Linked DNA regions of Homo sapiens: region 2 is linked to region 1. A link is a loop called in an ENCODE intact Hi-C map of the cell type or tissue named here. Cell type or tissue: mammary epithelial cell. All regions are shown on one strand. Each heading gives the region's core, and the rest is flanking DNA. Links, peaks and the distances in the headings are about the cores only.

Evidence for each region. A loop is a pair of places that touch in the nucleus more often than their neighbours do. Peaks named below come from ENCODE experiments on the same cell type or tissue, not always from the same donor. Only the 100,000 strongest peaks of a DNase experiment are listed, where the experiment ranks them.
Region 2: a loop joins it to region 1, with 19 times the contacts of the local background. A loop is called at or near these places in 8 of 110 quality-filtered maps.

The regions. Positions count from the first base shown.
Region 1 is chr3:126,388,168-126,391,070 of GRCh38, forward strand. It overlaps LOC107986044 (a long non-coding RNA gene), which reads right to left. Exons shown (of 3, transcript XR_001740563.1): 2 at 1,468-1,734. Among named protein-coding and RNA genes, the nearest start is that of CFAP100-DT, 5.2 kb to the right of the region's middle. RefSeq lists an enhancer at 1,365-1,913. In mammary epithelial cell, for the core only: a CTCF peak has its summit at 1,272 (motif pointing left); a DNase peak (open chromatin) is centred at 1,224; H3K4me3 peaks cover 589 bases.
Region 2 is chr3:125,920,469-125,923,371 of GRCh38, forward strand. It overlaps the pseudogene FAM86JP. Among named protein-coding and RNA genes, the nearest start is that of LINC02614, 36 kb to the left of the region's middle. In mammary epithelial cell, for the core only: a CTCF peak has its summit at 1,479 (motif pointing right); a DNase peak (open chromatin) is centred at 1,555; H3K27ac peaks cover 293 bases.

The DNA of each region.
Region 1 (2,903 bases), core at 103-2,602:
TCTAATTAGCATCCTGTTAGTAACGGGTTTTGCACTAAAAGACCTTATTAGAGTTGGGGTGGACACCTTGGGTTAGGGTTTGGGGAAGATTGGGTTCAAAATGTGAGCCTCAATCAGGATTTGGAATAAATTTGGATCTGATGAAGCCAAGGCTGGGGTGGGGCTGGATTTGAAGTCGGATGTGGTTGGTGGCGGGGGGTGGGGGGAGGTGTCACTCCTGTAATCCCAGCCCTTTGGGACTTGCCAAGGTGAAAGGATCACTTGAGCTCAGGAGTTCAAGACCAGCCTGGACAACATAGCTAGACCCTGTCTCTACAAAAAAATGCAAAAATTAGTCAGGTGTGGTGGCATGCCTGTGGTGGCATGCCTGTGGTGGCCCTAGTTACTTAGGAGGCTGAGGCAGGACGATCGCCTGAGTCACGGAGGTTGAGCCTGCAGTGAGCCGAGATCACACCACTGCACTCCAGCCTGGGCCACAGAGCAAGACCCTGTCTCAAACAAAACACACAAATCTCAATTATGCATAAAATCAGGCTGAAGGTTTGAAATCAGGCAGGGTTAGAAGTGTGAGAGTGGTCCAGGCGTGGTGGCTCACGCCTGTAATCCCAGCACTTTGGGAGGCCAAGGCAGGCAGATCACCTGAGGTCAGGAGTTTAAGACCAGCCTGGCCAACATGGTGAAACCCAGTCTCTACTAAAAATACAAAAATTAGCCGGACACGGTGGCGGGTGCCTGTAGTCCCAGCTACTCAGGAGGCTGAGGCTGGAGAATCGCTTGAACCTGGGAGGCGGAAGTTGTAGTGAGCCGAGATCGCGCCATTGCACTCCAGCCTGGGCAACAGAGCTAAACGCTGCCAAAAAAAAAAGAAAAAAAAGAAAAAGAAAAATGTGTTAGCATTTTGGCAGAGGGGCTCTGTAGGCTTGGAGGCCCTGCCCAACATATCTCTGTGGATTCCTGTAACAACTCAAGGAAGGGACACTGGGGCCTGTGGAGGGGTCTCTGGCCCCTCCGGCGCCCCTTTGGTACCGCGCCCCGCCTGCGAGCTAGGAACTGTGGGGACCCGGCAGCGGGCGAGCGAGCCCAGGTCGCGGCAGCACTGCCTGCGCGGTCGTCTTGACGCCTGACCAGGGCCGGTTTTCAACTTGTTTACAAGCCTGCGTCACCGGGAACCTTTCACCGCCGCCTGGGACAAAAGGTTCCTCTTTGTAAGTCCCTTCTGGGCAGAAAGGGGATTCGCCGCCCGGCGCGCTGACGGTGCGGGGCGCCACGCCGTGGCGGATGCGGACAGCGCGCGGCCGGTTCGCCCGTCTGCCCCCTAGCGCCCTGCTCTTCCCGCCGAGCGCGTAGTCTGCCCATAGCCTCGGCCACCAGCCCCCTTTACATCGTCCACCCACCCACAGCGTCCTGCCGTCCACGCCTCGCCCACCCACGGGTTCCCCGCAGTCCGTGCCTCGTCCACCCACTCACTCATCTGCGCGTGGCTCAAACAGGCATGCCTTGTCCACTCCCTCCACAGGAATTTCCTCCTTTCATGGAAACAACTTGCCCTCCCGTCCACCGTCCACTCCATTCCCCATTCACTGTCCATTGACTCATTTGAGGAACTATCCTATGAACACCTTCCAGGTGCTACGCGTTGCGGTCAGCAGGTCACAGGACACAGCTCCTGTCCTCTGGGACCTCCAGGACAGCAGAGGAGACACCAGCAGAGGTCCTCGTGAAGTGATCATGGCTCTGGGGGCAAAAAGAGGACATATCAGCCGAGACTTGGGCGCAGGGGTGGCGAGGCTGGGGCTGAGACGGAAAGACTGGCTGCGGAAGAGATGGGAGGAGGACAGGGGCTAGGCCCTTGGCAGGGGCTCGGCAGAGGGGAAAGCCTGGAAACCAAGTGGGCTCCAGGCAGAGGGCACCGAGGGGGCCGCGGGAAGAGGCCAGACCCGAAAGTCCTCGTCAACAGCGCCACAGAGCTCGGGCATCACCCGGGGTCACGGTGCCCCCCAGCAATTTCTTCTACTTTTCACTGTTTTGTTATTATAGAAGTAATACATGTCTACAACTTCATTGTAAAGAAAAATGAGAGCGAGCAATAGGAAAAAAATAATCAGCCATAATCTCGCCTCGCAGACATAGTTTTCGGTGTATGTGCACATACGCGGTTTCCCCAGGCATCCGCTGGAGAGCGGCGCTCCTGGGCTAGATGACGAGGGAACCCAGAGCGAGCTGCCTACCTCAGGGCTTGCAGACACCTGGGTGGGGATGTCATGGAGTGGGTGCTATGGCCAAGCCAGAATCCATTCAGATCCCCCCATCCCTTTCCCTAACACAACGGATGCCGTCCAGGCACCAGCCCTATGGCACCGGGATGGGGCCTCCCACAGAGTCCCCAGCTTCTATCCCTGGCAGCGATTAGTTTAGGCATGCAGTTTTTTGGCTAAGATATGAGGAGAGGTGTTCTGAGGGGCTACTCATGAGAAGTTTCTTTGTAAGTCATTTCTGGTGAAGCTTTCTGTTTCTTGAAGCAAAATACAACCTAAATGATACCTGAAACTAGTGTAAAGACTACCTTCCCCGGGCTCCTGGGGCTAAATCACGCCCTCCCGGGGAGCACCCCTGATGCTCACATCTCCTACCCTTCCTCCTGTATCTGGATCCCACCCTAGCCTCCTCAGCACCATGGTCCCTCCAGCTTGCCTTCTGCCTCTACACACACTCTCTCTCTGTCTCTCTCTCTCTCTGTATGTCTCTTTCATTTCCTCTACGCCCACAACCTGGTCTAGTCTCAACCCCTCTTCCTGGCTGGCTGACCACAGTCCCCTAACCACCTGGGACCTGCACCCCACCCCCACCTGTGGAGACCACGCCCAGGAGCACACCTGGGAACCAGGCCAGTGCCATGCAGTTTT
Region 2 (2,903 bases), core at 283-2,782, 470 kb before region 1:
TTCCCGCCTCTTCCATAGAGCCAGACAGTTGGCGACTGTCCTTACTGCAAGCCCTGGTTCACACTGGCTCCCCTGGGAGGGAGGTGGTTTGGGCCCACGTGCCCTGTGTTCCCGCTCAGAATGGGCATTAGAAATGCTGCCACAGCCTGTGCCACTGCAGTGGAAGCATTTTTAGGAAACGGGTTATATCTTCAGACAAACTTCAGATGCATGGGGCCAGAATGCTGTGTCCATCTACATACATCTTTGCTGAGAGATGGGGTAGCCTGGAGTTTGCCCTCTGTTGTGTTGGCTTGAAGCTCATAGGAGACTTAAGACGGGCTCTCGAGCAACCAATGTTCTGTCCTTTGCTGTAGACTGTGAAGCATCCTGTGTGTGTGACGCACCCGCCGTCAGTCAAGTATGCCCGGTGCTTTCTCTCAGAACTCATCAAAAAGGTCAGTTATGGGCAGTGTCTGCCCAGTAGCCAGACAGCATAGCCACCTGCGTGCTAGAGCCCCCATCCTTCCCAGGCCCTGGGCCTGCTTTGCAAACCCCAGCATGGCAGGGGCCTCCCCAGGCGACTGGCTGCAGCCACGTGTGACCCATGGGAGACAGTGCAGGGCGGGAAGAAGGGGAGGTCAGCGTCTCTCCCTCACTCTGCCTCCTGGGGTTTCCGCAGCAGCTGCTTCTCTGGGGCCCCAGCTCCCAGCATATGGATTCTCATTCCTACCAGGCTGGCCCAGCCCACAGCACTGGAACCCTCACCCACACCCTCTGTCCTGCCCGCCGAAGGGTTTGGAGTTTCCTGCTCTTGTCTGTCTCTGGGTTGCCCCATGGGCCCCTCTTGGAAGGTTTAGCTCTTGCCATACCTTTGGAACTAGTTCCTCTGGTGAATTCTCTGCATTGATCCTGCTAGAATGAGCTCTTTCCTGACTGATACAGGATGGATTTTATTTTTTACTTCTTTATTTTTTTGAGACAGTCTCACTGTGTTGCCCAGGCTGGATTACCGTAGCACAGTCTCGGCTCCCTGAAACCTCTGCCTCCTGGGTTCAAGCAACTGTCGTGCCTAGCCTCCTAAGAAGCTGGGACTACAGGCACATGCCACCATGCCTGGCTAATTTTTGTATTTTTAGTAGAGACAGAGTTTCACCATTTTGGCCAGGCTGGTCTCGAACTCCTGACCTCAGGTGGTCCGCCTGCCTCGGCCTCCCATTGTGCTGGGATTACAGGCATGAGCCACCGCACCTGGCCTAGGGTGGATTTTAAAGATGGGCCCAAACATGCAGGGTTCGACATAAGGATGTCGAGAGGCCGTTCCTCAGTAGGCAGTAGCAGACCTGCTGAGTGAAAGGGCCACACTTTTAGCAAATAAACAATCCCCTGCTTCTCCAATACCTGCTTTCTCCCTAGTCCTCCCCAAAAGGGTGCATCTGTGGTCACCAGCAGGTCTGCCCTGTGCCACCAGGAGAGGGCAGCAGTCACCCAGTATACCCTGCTGCTGCCCTGTGAATTTTAGGATGGGGCCAGCCCTGGAGAAGCAGCCTGCTGACAGCCACAGCCTGCAGCATGGGCCGCCCTCACAGTTCTGCCTGGGCTCACTTAAAAGCACCTTTTGTTTTCCTGCTCTCTGTCATGGTCATGTGGCAGCTCTCACGGAATCCTTGTCTCCTGCCCTAAACTACACCTAACTCTACCCTCTCAACACCTCTCATTGAAGGCCCTCCCATCCAGGTTTCCCTACCAAGTGAATTTTTTTTTTAGAGACAAGGTCTCTTGCCCAGGCTGTCCTCGAACTCCTGGGCTCAAGCAGTCCTCCCATGTCAGCCTCTAGAGTAGCTGGGACTATTCGGCACACACCACCACGCCCAACGAAGTGAATATTTTATATGCCAGCTGGCCGGTATTACACCATTCCATCCCAAATCTCCCCTCCAAACTTGGTGAAAATCATCTGGCCATTTTTACAGATTAGAACGAAAGCAAACAAGCTCTCACTCTGTCTGCCCCCAGCACGAGGCTGTCCACACGGAGCCTTTGGACGAGCTGTATGAGGTGCTGGTGGAGACCCTGATGGCCAAGGAGTCCACTCAGGGCCACTGGAGCTATTTGCTGGTATGAGAAGGGTACCCTCCTCCCCCTCACAGCCCAGATACCCTTCCTGCACAGACAAAGTGAAAACGTGGGTGTGGGTTCAAATCCTGACTCACCCATTCTGCAGTCTTAGACATGAGGTCCATCAACCTTCTTTAGCCTCAGTTTCCCTGTCTGTAAATCAAGCACTGCAACAACAACAGCATGTCTCATGGGGTCGTTGGGCATTTGTCCAATAGGTGACACACTCTACCTGCTTCACAAGGACCTGGTGCCCAGTCCTCAAAGAATACTTGGCAGGTTCAGGCGTGATGGCTCATGCCTGTAATCCCAGCACTTTGGGAGGCTGAGGCGGGTGGATCACCTGAGGTCAGGAGTTTGAGACCAGCCTGGCCAACATGGTGAAACTCTGTCTTTACTAAAAATACAAAAATTAGCGGGGTGTGGTAGTGGGCGCCTGTAATCCCAGCTACTCGGGAGGCTGAGGCAGGAGAACCTCTTGAAACCGGGAGGTGGAGGTTGTAGTGAGCCAAGATCGCGCCATTGCACTCCTGCCTGGGCAAAGAGAGTGAAACTCTGTCTAAAAAAAAAGTAGAAAAATTAGCCAGACATGGTGGCACATGTCTGTAGTCGTACCTACTTGGGCGGCTGAGGCAGGAGAATTGCTTGAACCCAGGAGGCAGAGGTTGCAGTGAGCCAAGATTGTGCCACTGACTCCAGCCTGGGGAACAGAGCTCAAAAAAAATAAGATAAAACATAGATACAGAAAACCACAAAGGAAAAACATAGCATATTGAATCATCACAAGGCAGCCACCCCTTCATAGC